2 separate regions of the Homo sapiens genome follow, and region 2 is linked to region 1. A link is a loop called in an ENCODE intact Hi-C map of the cell type or tissue named here. Cell type or tissue: PC-9. All regions are shown on one strand. Links, peaks and the distances in the headings refer to the core of each region. The heading gives the core; the rest is flanking DNA.

What was found. Hi-C counts contacts between places; a loop is a spot of excess contacts. Peaks named below come from ENCODE experiments on the same cell type or tissue, not always from the same donor. Only the 100,000 strongest peaks of a DNase experiment are listed, where the experiment ranks them.
Region 2: it touches region 1 in a loop (9-fold over the local background); 30 of 110 quality-filtered maps call a loop at or near these places.

Annotation. Positions count from the first base shown.
Region 1 is chr19:45,678,359-45,687,474 of GRCh38, reverse strand. It overlaps GIPR (gastric inhibitory polypeptide receptor), which reads right to left. Exons shown (of 14, transcript NM_000164.4): 13 at 5,830-5,871; 14 at 3,753-5,746. The coding sequence ends at 5,540. SNRPD2 (small nuclear ribonucleoprotein D2 polypeptide) reads left to right here. Exons shown (of 3, transcript NM_001384647.1): 3 at 1-15. Among named protein-coding and RNA genes, the nearest start is that of MIR642B, 7.9 kb to the right of the region's middle. RefSeq lists a silencer at 5,504-5,893 and an enhancer at 6,064-6,123. In PC-9, for the core only: CTCF peaks have their summits at 5,600 and 5,802 (motif pointing right); a DNase peak (open chromatin) is centred at 5,814; H3K4me3 peaks cover 1,458 bases; H3K27ac peaks cover 854 bases.
Region 2 is chr19:45,585,991-45,595,106 of GRCh38, reverse strand. GPR4 (G protein-coupled receptor 4) reads left to right here. Exons shown (of 2, transcript NM_005282.3): 2 at 2,410-5,343. The coding sequence starts at 3,241. The coding sequence ends at 4,329. Among named protein-coding and RNA genes, the nearest start is that of OPA3, 5.7 kb to the right of the region's middle. In PC-9, for the core only: a CTCF peak has its summit at 3,961; no DNase peak of the experiment used is centred there.

The DNA.
Region 1 (9,116 bases), core at 1,117-9,116:
CTGTGTTTTTTTCTAGTGGTATCTGTTTCCAGAGCCTTGGGAGTGGGGTGGATTCAGGAGGGCTTGGGGGAGGCAGCTGGTATCGGACTGAATGGTGGGAGCAGGACCCCTGAGCAAGTGGAGAGGCCCTGGCTCTGCCCCATCGAGGCCTCACTTTCTCCATCTGCAAAGCAAACAGTTTGCATGGAAATGAGCGCCCAGTTGTGGCTCTGGAGAACATTTTAGCTCTCCTGCTTTAATCTTCCTGAGCTTCTCCTTGTCACTCTGTTGCTCTCTTCTCTACCTCTTATAATGAATTGGCCTCGCTTGACCAAAGTATCTTTTGGGGCCAGGCATGGTGGCTCACACCTGTAATCCCAGTACTTTGGGAGGTGGAGGCGGGCAGATCACCTGAGGTCAGGAATTCGAGACCAGCCTGGCCAACATGGTAAAACGCTGTCTCTACTAAAAATACAAAAACTGGCCGGGCGTGGTGTCTCACACCTGTAATCCCAACACTTTGGGAGGCCAAGGCGGGTGGATCACCTGAGGTCAGGAGTTTGAGATCAGCCTGGCCAACATGGTGAAACCCCGTCTCTACTAAAAATACAAAAATTAACAGGGCATGGTGGCAGGCACCTGTAATCCCAGCTACTCAGGAGGCTGGGGCAGGAGAATTGCTTGAACCCCGGAGATGGAGGTTGCAGTGAGCTGAGATGGCCCCACTGTACTGTAGCCTGGGTGACAGAGTGAGACTCCATCTCAAAAATTATATATGTGTATCTTTCAGCCTTTCTTTATGTTTGTTCCTTCAGCAAACATCCCCCAAATGCCCCCTGTGTGTCCAGCCCTGTGTTGCAGTGCAGGGGCACCAGGTACCCAGGAGCCTCTGGTCTGCCCTGAAAGACAGGAGGATTAGACAGGTGATGAACGCAGTCAGTGCCACCAGCACAGCGGCTGAGGTGAGAGCATTGCTTAAGCCCAGAAGTTTAGGACTAGCCTGGGAGAATGGTTGTGAGTTTTATAGACAGTGTGATACTATCTCTAAACTAAATAGATAAGAAACAGAAAAAAGGGCCGGGTGCAGTGGCTCACACCTGTAATCCCAGCACTTTGGGAGGCCAGGCGGGTGGATCACCTGAGCTCAGGAGTTTGAGACCAGCCTGGCCAACGTGGTGAAACCCTGTCTCTACTAAAAATACAAAATTAGCCAGGCATGGTGGTGCACGCCTGCGGTCCCAGCTACCTGGGAGGCTGAAGCAGGAGAATAGCTTGAACCAAGAGACGGATGTTGCACTGAGCTGAGATCGCGCCACTGCACTCCAGCCTGGGCAACAGATTCTAAGACTACCTCTCAAAAAAAAGGAAAGAAAGGAAGAAAGAAAAGAAAAGAAAGCAGTCAGTAGCTAAATATTACTGCTAGTGATCCTGGCTAACACTTGCTGAGCTGTTTAGGTGCCAGGCCAGGCTCAGCGCTTTTCAAACATCCTCCCAACAGCTCTGGCGCGGGCCTGTTAATTTATTATCCCCCTTTTCCAGAAGAAGGAACTGAGACACAGAGAGGCAATGTCACTTTGCGGGGACAACCAGCCAGGAAGTGGTGGTGCTGTGATTTAAACTCACCTCCAGAGCCTGTGGCTTCACCCCTGAGCTCTGCTGCCCCTCAGATTCAACTGCATTACCCTTGAGAGGAATTCTCTGACAAATTTGGGGAGATAAATGGAGGTGGGAAAGGGAGGTGGTATATACTGGGGGGATTAAGGAAATTCCCTGTGTTGCTCTGACACACACATCGTGTGCTCCCCATATCTTTGTTTTTTGTTGTTTTTTTTTTTTTTTGAGACAGGGTGTCATTCTGTCTGCCAAGCTGGAGTGCAGCAGCACCATCATGGCTCACTGTAGCCTTGACTGCCCAGGCTCAATTGATCCTCCTGCCGGCTTTTTGTAGAGATGGGATTTCACTGTGTTACCCAGGCTGATCTTGAACTCCTGGGCTCAAGTGATCCTCCTGCCTCGGCCTCCCAAAATGCTGGAATTACAGGTGTGAGCCACTGTGTTGGGCCCTCCCCCCATATCTTTGTCTCTGCCTATGTCTCTGTCCTCTGGATATAGGCAAACACCTGAAAGTTGCAAGAGTTTGCAGGCCTGAGGTCAGTGCACACTCAGTGAGATGTGTGCCCTGCTCTGAGCTGTGAAAGGCACAGCCTGGGGCCGGGCGTGGTGCCTCACGCCCTGTAATCCCAACACTTTGGGAGGCCAAGACAGGCGGATCACGAGATCAAGAGATCAAGACCATCCTGGCTAACATGGTGAAACTGTGTCTCTACTAAAAATACAAACATTAGCTGGGTGTGGTGGTGCACGCCTGTAGTCACAGCTACTCGGAAGGCTGAGGCGGGAGAATCGCTTGAACCTGGGAGGTGAAGGTTGCAGTGAGCCGAGATCGCACCACTGCACTCCAGCCTGGCAACAGAGTGAGACTCCGTCTCAAAAAAAAAAAAAAGAAAAAGAAAACAAAAAAAAGAAAGGCACAGCCTGAGATACACTGTGAGCATTGTGGCAGAGCTGGGACCCTGCAGCAGAGAGAGGCCTGATACACAGAAGGCAATGGGTTATGGGGTTATAAAGGCGTGCATTTACTACATCTAATTGGAAACAACCATCTGTGGGGTGGATACTAGAGCTATTTTTTTTTTTTTTTTTTTTGAGAAGGAGTCTCACCCTGTTGCCCACAGGCTGGAGTGCAGTGGCACCATCTCTGCTCACTGCAACCTCCACCTCCCGGGTTCAAACAGTTCTTCCTCAGCCTCCCAAGTAGCTGGGATTACAGGCGCCCGCCACCACGCCCAGCTAATTTTTGTATTTTTAGTAGAGACAGGATTTCACCATGTTGGCCAGGCTAGTCTCAAACTCCTGATCTTGTGATCCACCCGCCTCGGCCTCCCAAAGTGCTGGGATTACAGGCGTGAGCCACCACGCCCGACCTAAGTGATCCCATTTTATAGATGAGATCGTTGAAGCCAAGAGAGGGTAAGCAACTTGCTCGGGGTCACCCAGTTAGGAAACAATGGTACTATTTCCAAACCCGGGGAGCCAGGTCCTCCAGAAAAAGTCTTAACTCTTGGGTAGCAAGATGGAGCTGCAGTGTCCTAATCTATAAAGTTGGGACAAGGGGCATGCAACAGGAGGTCACCCGGGGTTTGGTTCTGATACAGGAAGCAACACAGCCCTGGAGTCAGTCTGGGTTCCATTCCTGCCTGCCTTCTCAGGTGTGGTATTGACCTGTAATTACTGGGAAATGGAAATCAGTTTCCCCACCTTGCGGGTTGGCACCCAAGATTCCAGTCCTGGCCGCTCTGCTCAGCTTGTCTGAATTTCCTTCCTCACCTCCTGCCCCACATGCTTTCCAATGCGTCCGCCTCCAGAGGGTGAAATAAAAGTAGAGGTGGCAGGCATAGCCCTGGGCAAACTGGCCCAGCATTGTCCACACACCAGCACCAGGCACGGTCCTAAGCGTCACTCATGGGCATGCCAGGCGACCCTAGGATGCAGGTAACATCTGATCGTATATGTCACAGATCACATGTAACATGGCCACTTGGGGACTCTCTTAGGAGGGACAGTGGCAGCAGGTGTCCCGTTTTCTTGTAGCAACACATGGATAAATTTGAGTAAAGCCACCACGGGCCCCTACTCCACCAGGCAGCCTGCCTCGGTCATTTCCCTTTGTGACACTGCCAAGAAGATGCTTCTACCCAAGAAAGAAAAAAAGCAACTGTTTCTTATACTTTATTTACAAGAGCCTTGCCCTAAGGCCCCCACCCCGCGAGAACCCACAAGGCAGGGTGTAGGGGAATTGGGCAGCAGGGCCGCAAGCTTGAAAAGGCTGAGTTCAGCTTTGGGGCATGTCGGTCCAGGGAGCCACAGACCCCAGGGAAAATGCTCGACAACACCCATACGGTAACTTAAGTGTGCATATGTGTAGGGGGAGGATTTAGGGGTGAGGGTCTTGTGGGTGTATGTACAGGTGGTCCAGCCACAATGAGACTGTCAGCATGCCCCCTCATTCTCCCAGGTTCCAGGGGCCACCCATCTAAGGACAGTGGGGATATGCGTCCTCACTCCGCAGCCAGCAGTGGCCCTGGCTGCTCTGGATATAAAGTTTCAGCTGCGAGGCCTGCCTTGCCTCACCTGTGCTCCGGTCCACACCAAATCACCCTCTCAGGACCCAGTGCCTCTCACATTACTATCTCCAGCTCGCCCCTCTCCTGAGAGCTCCAGACCCTTACACTCAGTGTCCTGTCATGTCCTACAAACACTGCCAGCCTAACCTTTCCAAAGAGCACACGTGGTTCTCCCCCTACCCGAACCCAATCTCTCTATCTTTAGTCTCTCCACCATCCAAAGCCAAGGAGTCCTCTCTGCTGCTGTGTCCTCATGTGCTCCTTCATGAAATCCTCTCACCTCCACCTTTTAAACAGCTTCAAATCCGACTGCTTCATACCCCTCAGTGGCCTCCATCCTGGTCCAGCCACCATCACTTCCCACCTGCAGTCCCCTCCTTTCTGGGCTCCAGCTTCCACCCCTGCCCCTGATAATTTGTCCTCCTACAGGGCAGACAAGAAGGATCTGTTTAAAACATTAGCCCATTTGGGCCGGGCATGGTGGCTTATGCCTGTAATCCCAGCACTTTGGGAGGCTGAGGTGGGTGGATCACTTGAGGTCAGGAGTTCGAGACCAGCCTGGCCAACATGGAGAAACCCTATCTCTACTGAAAATGCAAAAATTAGCCAGGCATGGTGGCGGTGCCTGTAATCCCAGCTACCCGGGAGGCTTGAACTCGGGAGGTGGAGGGTGCAGTGAGCTGAAATTGCACCACTGCACTCCAGCCTGGGTGACAGAGTGAGACTCCGTTTAAAAAAAAAAAAAAAAGCCGGGTGCGGTGGCTCACGCCTGTAATCCCAGCACTTTGAGAGACCCGTGGTGGGAGGATTGCTTGAGCCCAGGAGTTCAAGACCAACCTGGGTAAGAGTGACATCCTCATTTTTTAAAAAATAAAATATTACCCCCAAGAGACACTCCTAAGAATCTCCAATGCACCTGAAATGAAATCCCAACTTGGGTGCCCCTGCCCACTTCTCTGTCTCTCCCCACCTGTTGGCTCTGACTTAATTCTACTCCAGCCAAGGCTGAGCGCCTTCCTGCCCAAGGGCCTTTGCCTATGCTATCGCTTCCGCCTAGAATCCTGTTCTCCAGCTCTCCCCAAAGTGATCTCTTTCACCTCTTTCGGGGATGGCTTAAGTGTCACCTCCTTGGAGACGCCTCCCAGACCACCCTAGGCCCCCTTCTCGCTTCCCTTCATAACCATTCCATAGCGTGTGTGGAACTTGATGTTTTGTGTTCACGGTCTGTTTTCCCCACTCAGTTGTCATCTCCAGAAGGGCAGGGACCTTTTTTCTGTTTCCTTCACCATTTCCCCAGCGTCCTCCGTACTGGGCCTGGCACGCAGTTGGCACTCAATAAATCCATGCTAACTGAACAGACACGGGGATCCCGCCCCCTAGCAGTAACTTTCCAACTCCCGGCTGGCCTCATTCCCAGGCCCTGGGAGGGTCCCCGAGGACAAGCCGCGGCTGGTGGGGACCTCGCCCGGGCCGGAGCCGGAGGGCAGGGCCCGGAAGGCGCGCTCCGGGAGCTGGCGTTGCTCCTCGCCCAGGCTGCGGCGCAGGCGGCAGTGGTGCCAGCCACGGCGGATCTCCGACTGCACCTGTGAGACGATGGCGCTCAGAGGCGGCGCCGTACCCCGCGCTGCCGCCAGAGGGCGGGGGCGGCGGCCGGGTCTCTGCCTACCTCCTTGTTGATGAAGCAGTAGAGGACGCTGACCAGGAAGCCCTGCCCAGAGGAGGCGCGGAGGTTACATCGCTGGTGGGGGCAGGACTGTAACCGCCTCCGCGCCTCCCTCCCCGTTTTTTGTTTGTTTGTTTGTTTGTTTGTTTTTAAGAGTCGGAATATTGCTCTTGTTGCCCAGGCGGGAGTGCAGTGGCACGATCTCGGCAAACGGCAACCTCTACCTCCCGGGTTCAAGTGATTATCCTGCTTCAGCCTCCTGAGTAGCTGGGATTACAGGCGCCCTCCACCACGCCCAGCTAATTTTTGTATTTTTAGTAGAGACGGGGTTTCATCCTGTTGTCCAGACTGGTCTCGAACTCCTGACCTCTGGAGATCCACCCATCTCAGCCTCTCAAAGTGCTGAGATTACAGGCATGAGCCACCGCGCCTAGCCTTTGTAACTGTTCTCTTAATAAGCTCGCGCCCTTGCCAGGCCCTGAAGCACCTCAGCTACCGCCACCGTGGTCCTAAACTATTAGGGTCATCTTTTCACTGGTTCCTGGCTTCCCCCACACCAACCCCACTGCTTGCTCCAGAAGGTTAGCTGAGCACTGCTGGCTGGGGGTTAAGAACTGTGGACCCTGGAGGTGGGCTCCCTGGACTCAAAAACCACCTTTCCACTTTCTTTCCCATTTGGGCAAGCTGCTTAACCACACTGTGCCTCAGTTTCTTCATCTGGAAAATGGAGCAGTAATATAGTAGTAGTTGTGAAAATTTAGGGTGATTGTGTTGCCGTTTTGTTTTTTGCTTTTTTTTTTTTTTTTTTTGGAGACAGGGAGACAGAGTCTTGCTCTGTTGCCCAGGCTGGAGTGCAGTGGCACGATCTCAGCTCACTGCAAACTTGGCCTCCCAGGTTCAAGCGATTCTCCTGAATCAGCCTCCCAAGTACCTGGGATTACAGGCATGCGCCCCCACGCCTAGCTAATTTTTTGTGTTTTTAGTAGAGACAGAATTTTTGCCATGTTGCCCAGGCTGTCTCAAACTCCTGAGCTCAGGCAATACGCCCGCCTCAGCCTCCCAAAGTGCTAGGATTACAGACGTGAGCCAACGCACCCAGCCTGTTTTTGTTTTTTGAGACAGGGTCTGGCTCTGTCACCCAGGCTGGAGTGCAGTGGAGTGATCATGGCTCACTTCATCACTTCAACCTCAACTCCTGAGCTAGAGGGATCCTCCCACTTCAGCCTCCAGAGTGGCTAAGACTACAGGCATGCACCACCACACCAAGTTAATTTTTTTTTTGTTTTTGAGACAGGGCCTTGTTCTGTTTCCCAGGCTGGAGTGCAGTGGCACAATCTCAGCTCAGTGCAACCTCTGCCTCCCAGGTTCAAGCGATGTTCCTGCCTCAGCCTCCTGAATAGCTGGGATTACAGGCACGTGCCACCTAGCCTCGCTAATTTTTGTATTTTAAGTAGAGACAGGGTTTCTCCATGTTGGTCACGCTGGACTGGCCTCCTTGGCCTCCAAAGTGCTGAGATTACAGACATGAGGCACCGCGCCCGGCAGCTAATTTTTTATTTTTGGTAGAGATGAGGATCTTGGCCAGGCGCGGTGGCTCACACCTGTAATCCCGGCGCTTTGGGAGGCTGAAGCGGGCGGATCACCTGAGGTCAGGAGTTCGAGACCAGTCTGGCCAACATGTTGAAACCCCATCTCTACTAAAAATACAAAACTTAGCCAGGCGTGGTAGTGGGCACCTGTAATCCCAGCTACTTGGGAGGCTGAGGCAAGAGAATCGCTCGAATCTGGGAAGTAGAGGTTTCAGTGAGCTGAGATGGCACCATTGCACTGCAGCCTGGGCAACAAGAGTGAAACTCTGTCTCAAAAAAAAAAAAATTAGTCAAGTGTGATGGCTTGCTCCTGTGCTCCCAGCCACTTAGGAGGCTGAAGCAGGAGGATTGCTTTGGACCAGGAGTCCAAGGCTGCAGTGAGCTAGGATCACACCCCTGCACTGGATCCAGCCTGGACAACAGAGGGAGACCTCATCTCTAAAAAAATAAAAATAAATAAAACAGTAACCCCCATCCCTCAGTGGACACTCCTCATCTCTTTTCTTGCTTTATTCTCCCTCTAGGCACATCTCACCATCTGACATTCTATATGCTTTCCTTTTTTTTTTTTTTTTTCTTGAGACATGATCTCCCTCTGTGGCCAGGCTGGAGTGCAGTGGCGTGATCTCGGCTCACTGCAACCTCCACCTCCCGGGTTCAATCGATTCTCCGACCTCAGCCTCCTGAGTAGCTGGGATTACAGGCGGCCGCCACCACATCCAGCTAATTTTTCTATTTTTTTAGTAGAGACAGGGTTTCACCATATTGGTCAGGCTGGTCTTGAACTCTTGACCTCAGGTGATCCGCCTGCCTCGGCCTCCCAAAATGCTGGGATTACAGGTGTGAGCCACTGCGCCCAGCTGTATGCCTTACTTCTATAGTGTGTTTAGTGTGTCTTTCCCACTGGAGGGTAGGGACCATTTGGTTCTTGGCTGTATTCCTGTGATAAGCCTGGAGGAGTGCTTAGCATATACACATGCTCAGTAATTTTTTGCTGAATTTAATGAATGAACAGCCTTGTCCACTGAGACTAGTATTTTCCCCACTTTAGAGATGAGAAAACAGGCCGAATGAGGTGAAGCAGGTTGGGGACTCAGGTAAACCAAGCAAGTGTAAGGTGGGCCTTCAATTTTGGAATGAATCTTTCCTTAGATTCTGCACGTTGGCACCTCACTTACCTCTCCCTACCCTCAACCCTGAGGTGAAGGCCACACAGCTGGCAAACAGCTAGAAAGTGACAGAACCTGAATTTGGCCTCAGCTGTGTCCAGCTTCGAAGCCCTCACTCTTCACTAGCAGGCAGCACTGCTGGGGCCGCCAATCTCCTGTCCTGGTCCCTGCTGCTCCCCACAGCCCAGGACAGTCCTAGCTCAGTATTTTGTATCGAATGAATGAACGGGCTGGGCGCCATGGCTCACGCCTGTAATCCCAGCACTTTGGGAGGCCGAGGCGGGTGGACTACCCAAGGTTAGGAGTTGGAGACCAGCCTGGCCAACATGGTGAAACCCCGCCTCTACTAAAAATACAAAATTAGCCAGGTGTTGTCGCACATTCCTGTAATCCCAGCTACTCTAGAGGCTGAGGCAGGAGAATCGCTTGAACCCGGGAGTCAGAGGCTGCAATGAACCGAGATCGCGCCACTGTACTCCAGCCTGGGCGACAGGGCGAGAATCCGTCTCAAAAAAAAAAAAGAATGAATTAA
Region 2 (9,116 bases), core at 590-8,589, 92 kb after region 1:
CAGGGCTTCTCCATGTTGGTCAGGCTGGTCTCGAACTCCCGACCTCAGGTGATCCTCCCGCCTTGGCCTCCCAAAGTGCTGGGATTACAGGCGTGAGCCACCGTGCCTGGACTTCTTTTTTTTGAGATGGAGTTCCTCTCTTGTCTCCCAGGCTGGAGTGCAGTGATGCTATCTCAGCTCACTGCAACCTCTGCCTCCTGGGCTCAAGCAATCCTCTCGCCTCAGCATCCCGAGTAGCTGGGATTACAGGTATGTGCCACCACGCCCAGCTAATTTTTGTATTTTTAGTAGAGACAGGGTTTCACCATGTTGGCCAGGCTGATCTTGAACTCCTGACCTCAGGCGATCCTCCCGCCTTGGCCTCCCAAAGTGCTGGGATTACAGGCATGAGCCACTGTGCCTGGCCTGTCCAGTTATTCTGGGGTGGAAACTGAAGCACAGGCTGGAGATGAGGACTGAGAGCAGAGATGGCTGCACTCTAGACATCAGGACCTTGGACAGGTCTTGGAACAGCTCTGTGCCTCAGTTTGTCAAAGAGAAAGAACAACTACTTTCCTCATAGGAGTCTTGAAAATTTCAAAGAAGTAATATCCATAAATTGGCCGGGCATGGTGGCTCACTCCTATAATCCTAGCATTTTGGGAGGCCAAGGTGGGAGGATCTCTTTTTTTTTTTTTTTTTTTTTGAGACGGAGTCTGGCTCTGTCACCCCCGCTGGAGTGCAATGGCGTGATCTCAGCTCACTGCAACCTTCGCCTCCCAGGTTCAAGCGATTATCCTGCCTCAGCCTCCTGAGTAGCTGGGACTACAGGTGTGCGCCACCATGCCCAGCTAATTTTTGTATTTTTAGTAGAGACAGGGTTTCACCATTTTGGCCAGGATGGTTTTGATCTCTTGACCTCATGATCCGCCCGCCTCAGCCTCCCAAAGTGCTGCGATTACAGGGAAGGATCTCTTGAGCTCAGGAGTTCAAGAGACCAGCCTGGGCAACACAGGAAGACCTGCATCTATTTTATATATATATATATATATATATATATATATTTTTTTTTTTTTTTTTTAAGCCAGGCATGGTGGTGCATGCCTGTGTTCCCAGCTACTTGGGAGGCTGAGGCAGGAGGATCACTGGAAGCCCAGGAGGTTGAGGCTGCTGTGAGCTGTGATCGTGCTACTGCATTCTAGTCTGGACAAAAGAGCAAGACCCTGTCTCAAAAAATAAATAAATAAAAAGAAATAATATGCATAAAAATGCCTGGAATGGGATCTGCTATGTAGTAGGGCTCAATTAACGTTTGCTGTTATTATCCTTGTTGACAAGAATGGGATTCTTGGGTAAGGAGTGGGAGGCTGGCCCCAGCCCTGGCCCTATTGCTGCCATGCTGTGCATCCTTAGGGAGGTGACTCAGCCTCTCTGGGCCCCTTCTCCCTGTCTGTGACATGATAGAGTTAGACTAGTCTGGCATTTCCTGAAGCATGATATGATACCTGTGCCAGTTTTACAGGAATTCTGCAGGAAAATGCTAAAATCTGAGTTGGGTCATTTTTTTCCCTTTTTCTCTTTCTTTCTTTCCTTTTTTTTTTCTTTTTTTTCTTTTCTTCTTTTTTTTTTGAGACAGAGTTTTACTCTTTTGCCCAGGCTGGAGTGCAGTGGTGCGATCTCAGCTCACTGCAACCTCCGCCTTTTGGTTTCAAGCAATTCTCCTGCCTCAGCCTCCTGTGTAGCTGGGATTACAGGCACGTGCCACCACATCCAGCTAATTTTTGTATTTTTAGTAGAGATGGGGTTTCACCATGTTGGCCAGGCTGTTCTTGAACTCCTGACCTCGTGATCTGCCTGCCTCGGCCTCCCAAAGTTCTGGGATTACAGGTGCGAGCCACCACACCCTACCTTTTTTTTTTTTTTTTTTTTTGAGACAGGGTCTCACTCTGTTGCCCAAGCTGGAGTGCCGTGGTGTGATTATAGCTCACTACAGCCTGAATCCCCTGGGATCAAGTGATCCTCCTACCTCAGCCTCCCCAGTAGCTGTGACTACAGGTATGTACCACCACACCTGGCTAATATTTTTATTTTTATTTTTTGTAGAGACTGGGTCTCACTGCATTGCCCAGGCTGGTCTTGAACTCCTAGGCTCAAGCGAACCTCCCACCTCGGCCTCCCAAAGTGTTGAGATTACAGGCATGAGCCACTGCACCCGGCCTGAGTTGGGTCTTTATTCTAATATCTGTCAGGGGAAAATATGCCTGACACCTCAAATCTGTGTTTTCAGAGAGTGGTTGCTTAGGATGGGGCTGAAGTAGGCATTGTTGGGGTGTCCAGTCTCTGCAGTTCACAGCAATTATGGTGAGGAGTGTGGGGAGAAGAAGGTTGGAGTGTCCATGACTCCCTCACTGCTGTCCTCTCTCCCAACAGGCACTGCAGTCAGCGGTGAACTGACTTCATCCCAATCCCTCAGCCCCCACCAGGACCAGTCTGGAGTCCCTCCCCTGCCCCCATTGAAATTTCCCTTCCGTCCCCAAACTTACCTCTGATCTAGACCTTACTCACCTCCTTCCTGTTTCCTAAGACTCCTTCCTGCCGTCCACAGACCGAGCCTTTTATCTTTGTCCACCCTGTGCCAGACACCTCCTTTTCCAGAACCTTCTCCTTACTGGTGACCTTACTTATCTCTGTTGCTTTCTGGGGTCCTAGGAAATGCCAGCACTCCCACCCACATTGCCTGAACTTTCCAACACTCCCTAACTGCGCTGTGTCCTATCTCAACACTTTCTCATGTATTTCTTGTGTCTTCTAGAACATTCCCCCGCCATTATTACTTCAATATGGCTACACATACTTCCTAATTGCCCTGCAAACCATCTCCTTCTCACCATTGCCCAGCGATGCTTTCGTCTCCTCCATAAACACTCCCGGAGACCAATTTTTGTGTCACCCCCATACTCCCTCGTTGACACACTGACTCCATACATAACCTCCTTGAAAAACCTCTTTATTAATCTCACCATCCTCCAGACTTCCCTCCTGTCATAATTCCATCCCTCCTCCAACTTTTCCCTCTCAAGCTCTGCCCTTCCCAGCCCAGCCCAGCCTACCCAACCTCATCTCTTCCCTGTAGACCACATCCCACCATGTTCCCCTGAGCCTCCAAGGAAGGGGCTCAGGGGGCCCCATGGCCTCCCGCTCCCTGTGGCCCCACAGCCCCCGTGGGCCAGGGGAAGCGCCCCAGAAGCCGAAGTGCCCACCATGGGCAACCACACGTGGGAGGGCTGCCACGTGGACTCGCGCGTGGACCACCTCTTTCCGCCATCCCTCTACATCTTTGTCATCGGCGTGGGGCTGCCCACCAACTGCCTGGCTCTGTGGGCGGCCTACCGCCAGGTGCAACAGCGCAACGAGCTGGGCGTCTACCTGATGAACCTCAGCATCGCCGACCTGCTGTACATCTGCACGCTGCCGCTGTGGGTGGACTACTTCCTGCACCACGACAACTGGATCCACGGCCCCGGGTCCTGCAAGCTCTTTGGGTTCATCTTCTACACCAATATCTACATCAGCATCGCCTTCCTGTGCTGCATCTCGGTGGACCGCTACCTGGCTGTGGCCCACCCACTCCGCTTCGCCCGCCTGCGCCGCGTCAAGACCGCCGTGGCCGTGAGCTCCGTGGTCTGGGCCACGGAGCTGGGCGCCAACTCGGCGCCCCTGTTCCATGACGAGCTCTTCCGAGACCGCTACAACCACACCTTCTGCTTTGAGAAGTTCCCCATGGAAGGCTGGGTGGCCTGGATGAACCTCTATCGGGTGTTCGTGGGCTTCCTCTTCCCGTGGGCGCTCATGCTGCTGTCGTACCGGGGCATCCTGCGGGCCGTGCGGGGCAGCGTGTCCACCGAGCGCCAGGAGAAGGCCAAGATCAAGCGGCTGGCCCTCAGCCTCATCGCCATCGTGCTGGTCTGCTTTGCGCCCTATCACGTGCTCTTGCTGTCCCGCAGCGCCATCTACCTGGGCCGCCCCTGGGACTGCGGCTTCGAGGAGCGCGTCTTTTCTGCATACCACAGCTCACTGGCTTTCACCAGCCTCAACTGTGTGGCGGACCCCATCCTCTACTGCCTGGTCAACGAGGGCGCCCGCAGCGATGTGGCCAAGGCCCTGCACAACCTGCTCCGCTTTCTGGCCAGCGACAAGCCCCAGGAGATGGCCAATGCCTCGCTCACCCTGGAGACCCCACTCACCTCCAAGAGGAACAGCACAGCCAAAGCCATGACTGGCAGCTGGGCGGCCACTCCGCCCTCCCAGGGGGACCAGGTGCAGCTGAAGATGCTGCCGCCAGCACAATGAACCCCGAGTGGCACAGAATCCCCAGTTTTCCCCTCTCATCCCACAGTCCCTTCTCTCCTGGTCTGGTGTATGCAAATTGTATGGAAAAAGGGCTGTGTTAATATTCATAAGAATACAAGAACTTAGGAAGAGTGAGGTTGGTGTGTCACTGGTCAACCTTTGTGCTCCCAGATCCCATCACAGTTTGGCGATTGTGGAGGGCCTCCTGAAGGAGGAGATGAGTAAATATATTTTTTTGGAGACAGGGTCTCACTGTGTTGCCCAGGCTGGAGTGCAGTAGTGCAGTCGTGGCTCACTGCAGCCTCCACCTCCTGGGCTCTCCAGCGATCTTCCCACATCAGCCTCCCGAGTAGCTGGGACCACAAATGTGAGCCACCATGCCTGGCTAATTTTTGTACTTTTTGTAGAAATGGAGTCTCACTATGTTTCCCAGGCTGATCTTGAACTCCTGGGCTCAAGAGATCCTCCTGCCTTGGCCTCCCAAAGTGCTCAGATTAGAGATGTGAGCCGCCATGTCTGGCCAGATAAATTAAGTCAAACATTTGGTTTCCAGAAAATAAAGACAAATAGAGAAGGTTAGATTTTTTTTTTTCCAACAAGTGGATAAAAGTCTGTGACTCGGGGGAAAGTGGAAGGAGAAATGCAGCCGATATAGAGTCATTATGTTTGCAAAGCCCCTGGTCATACAGGCCAGGGAACATAAGACCGCAATTCTAAGTTTCTAGATAAACAGCGATCTCCAAGTCAAGACTGAGGATGAAGAGGGAGAATGTCAGAACTCAAGTGAAGGGCAATCAGGGCAGACTGCCTGGAGGAGTGATGCCAGAAGGTTTGGGAAGAAGGTGTGGGACAAGAAGAAAGGGTATTTATTCATTCATTCAACAGAGGTTTATGTAGGGCACTGTGCTGGGTGGGGCTGGGGACACAACAATGACTGAGGCAGCCTGGCCTTGCCTTCACAGGGCTCACCATACACAAGTAAATAAAAAATATGTAATGTTTGGAATTGCTAAATGGGAAGGGGACATTTTTCTATGTAAAGCCAGTTGAGGGAACAGAGGATGACTTGGAGTCTGATCTGGAGGAGGGCAGAGAAGGGCTTGCTGAGGTGGCTTTCCAGCAAAGACTTGAAGCATGGGCGGCACTCAGCCTTGTGGCTGTTGTGGGAAGAGCATTTCAGGCAGAGGGAACTGCAGGTGCAAGGGCTCTGGGGTTAGACAGTGTCTGAATTTTGGGCCGGGCGCAGTGGCTCACGCCTGTAATCCCAGCACTTTGGGAGGCCAAGGCGGGCGGATCACCTGAGGTCAGGAGTTCGAGACCAGCCTGGCCAACATGGTGAAACCCCGTCTCTACTAAAATACAAAAAAAAGTAGCTGAGCGTGGTGGTGGGTGCCTGTAATCCCAGCTAGTTGGGAGGCTGAGGCAGGAGAATCGCTTGAACCCGGGAGGCAGAGGTTGCAGTGAGCTGAGATTGTGCCACTGCACTCCAGCCTGGGTGACAAGAGCGAAACTCCATCTCAAATAATAATAATAGAGTGTCTGAATTTTGAAAGATAGCAGGTATGGCAGTGTGGCTGGAGAGGAGGTAGAGAGGACGAGAGGAAAGGGGAAATGAGACAAGAGAGGGGACAGCAGGTCGTGTGGGGCCATGTAAATCCTAGTGAGGACTCTGCCTTTTAATCTGAGATAAATGGGAGCTATGAGGGGGTTCTCAGTAGAGGATGAAGGTGATTTGACTTAAGTATTAACAGTATCCCACGGGCTGTTGAGTGGGGAGTAGAATATGGGAGATTGGCTGGGCACAGTGGCTCAAGCCTGTAATCCCAGCACTTTGGGAGGCTGAGGCAGGAGGACTGCTTGAGGCCAGGAGTTTGGGACCAGCCTAGGCAACATAGGGAGACCCAGTTTCTACAGAAATTTTAAAAATTAGCCGGGCATGGTGGTATGTGTCTGTAGTCCCAGCTACTTGGTAGGCTGAGACCGGAGGATCACTTGAGCCAGGAGGTGGAGGCTGTGATGAGCAGTGATTGCACCACTGCACTCCAGCCTGGGCGACAGAGCGAGACCCTGTCTCAAAATAAAAAAGGAATATGGGAGACAAGGATAGAAGTCAGGAGCCCAGTGAGGAGGTGACTGCAGGAGTCCAAGAGGGAGGTGCTGTCAGTTGGGCCGGGTGGGTGGTGGTTGTGGATTTAACAAGGAGCAGTGATCAGCTTTTGGAGTTTTATTTTTGTTTGTTTATTTATTTATTTTGAGACAGAATCTCGCTCTGTTGCCCAAGCTGGAGTACAGTGTCAGGATCTCGGCTCACTGCAACCTCCGCCTCCTGGGATCAGGCAACTCTTGTGCCTCAGCTTCCTGAGTAGCTGGGATTACAGGCATGCACCACCACGCCTGGCTAATTTTTGTATTTTTAGTAGAGACGGGGTTTCTCCATGTTGGCCAGGCTGATCTTGAAATCCTGGCCTCAAGTGATCCTCCCACCTCAGCCTCTCAAAGTGCTGGGATTACAGGCTTGAGCCACCGTGCCCAGCCTTGGATTTATTTTAATGGAAGAAGCACAGGGGCCAGAGGGATTATGAAACACGAGTACCTCACTCATTCCAGGAAAAGGGTGACTAGGGGCTGTGAGCAGAAAAAACTTCCAGGAAGGATCCCAGGCCCTAGTCTAGGGCGGTCACCAGAGAGGCCAGGCAACCAGTCCAAGGTCCCATGGCTGGTGAGTCAGCGCTGGAGCCATCTTGGGTTCCCTCTCCCCTCCCCATCTCTGCTTGTGTTCCCATGCCCCAGGATGGCCAAGGCTGCCCTCCCTCCCCTGGTCTCAGGGGTCACCAGGAATGGCCACTGTTCCATGACCAGGCTGGAGAGCAGGAAGAAGCACCCAGCTCTGAAAAGGCCTCACCCTTCAGAGAAGGTCTCCTCTCCTCTTCCTCCTTACGGGTGTGTAAACAGACTCCTGAGGTGTGAAGATTCACTCACAACCCTCCTACCACCCCGCTCCCCCGGGCCCTCCTCTCCCTTCACAAAGGTTCCCAGAAGACTTTCCCGGGAACCCTTCTCAGAGAAAGGAAGAAGGAGGAGAGGAATAGGGGGAAAAATGCACTCAATGATTTTTCTGGGGTGGAGGGAGCACAGAGATGGCGGAAATCAGGGCTTTGGTGTTGGTGGGCTGGAGGGCTAGAGAAGAGAGGGAGGCCTGGGATCTGGGAGGCCTAGTAGTCTTCCCACCCCATCCCACTGCTGTAAAGCTATGGGAATGGAGGTGATGGGGCCAGAATTTTTCTTTTCTCTCTTTTTTTTTTTTTTGAGACTGAGTTTCGCTCTTGGTTGCCCAGGCTGGAGTGCAATGGCGCGATCTCGGCTCACCGCAACTTCCGCCTCCTGGGTTCAAGCAATTCTCCTGCCTCAGCCTCCCGAGTAGCTGGAATTACAGGCATGTGCCACCACGCTCTGCTAATTTTGTATTTTTAGTAGAGACGGGGTTTCTCCATGTTGGCCAGACTGGTCTCAAACTCCTGACCTCAGGTGATCCACCCGCCTCGGCCTCCCAAAGTGCTGGGATTACAGGCGTGAGCCACCGTGCCTGGCCAATTTTTTTTTTTTTTGAGATGGAGTCTCACTCTGTTGCCTAGGCTGGAGTGCAGTGGCGCCATCTCGGCTCACTGCAAGCTCCGCCTCCTGGGTTCACGCCATTCTCCTGCCTCAGCCTCCCGAGTAGCTGGGACTACAGGCGCCCGCCACCACGCCCGGTTAATTTTTTGTATTTTTTTAGTAGAGACGGGGTTTCACCGTGTTAGCCAGGATGGTCTCGATCTCCTGACCTCATGATCTGCCCACCTCAGCCTACCAAAGTGCTGGGCGTCAGCCACCACGCCCGGCCAATTTTTTTTGTTTTGTTTTGAAACAGAGCCTCGCTCTGTCACCCAGGCTGGAGTGCATTGGCACGATCTCGGCTCACTACAACCTCCGCCTCCCGAGATCAAGTGATTCTCCTGTCTCAGCCTCTGGAGTAGCTGGGATTACAGGTGTGCGCCACCACGCCCAGCGAATTTTTTGTATTTTTAGTAGAGATGGGGTTTCATCGTGTTGGCCAGGCTTGTCTCGAACTCCTGACCTCACATGATCCGCCTACCTGTGCCTCCCAAAGTGCTGGGATTACAGGCGTGAGCCACTGCGCCCGGCCTGGGGACAGAAATTTTATGTTTTTTGAGACAGGGTCTTGTTGTGTTGCCTAGGCTGGAGTGCAGTGGAGCTCATGGCTCACCACAGCTTCAACCTCCCAGGCTCAAACGATCTGTAAAATGGGAAGGGGGCTGGTCCCAAATGGATGATGGACCTTAGGTAGTCCCAAGTTTCTGCATACCTTCCGTGTGGAAGGGACCCTGGAAAAGGTTGTTTTTATGGAATCCTGGCATTCTTAGTAATTCAGAATATCAGGGTTCACACACACACCAGCACCATCAGTAAAGATGAGGAAACGCAGGTCCCTCAGTGCCAGGAGCTTGACAAAGGACACTCAGAGAGTCAGACTGGATACCAAAGAAGTCCAGAGCCCCCTGATTCTGTGTCCTGAATGTATGTTTCCTCCTACACACCACTCCTCTGTTCCTGTTTTCCTTTTTTTTTTTTTTTTTTTTTTGAGACGGAGTCTCGCTCTGTCGCCAAGACTGGAGTGCAGCGGCGTGATCTCGGCTCACTGCAACCTCTACCTCCCAGGTTCAAGCGATTCTCCTGCCTCAGCCTCCAGAGTACCTGGGATTACAGGTGCCCGCCACCATGCCCGGCTA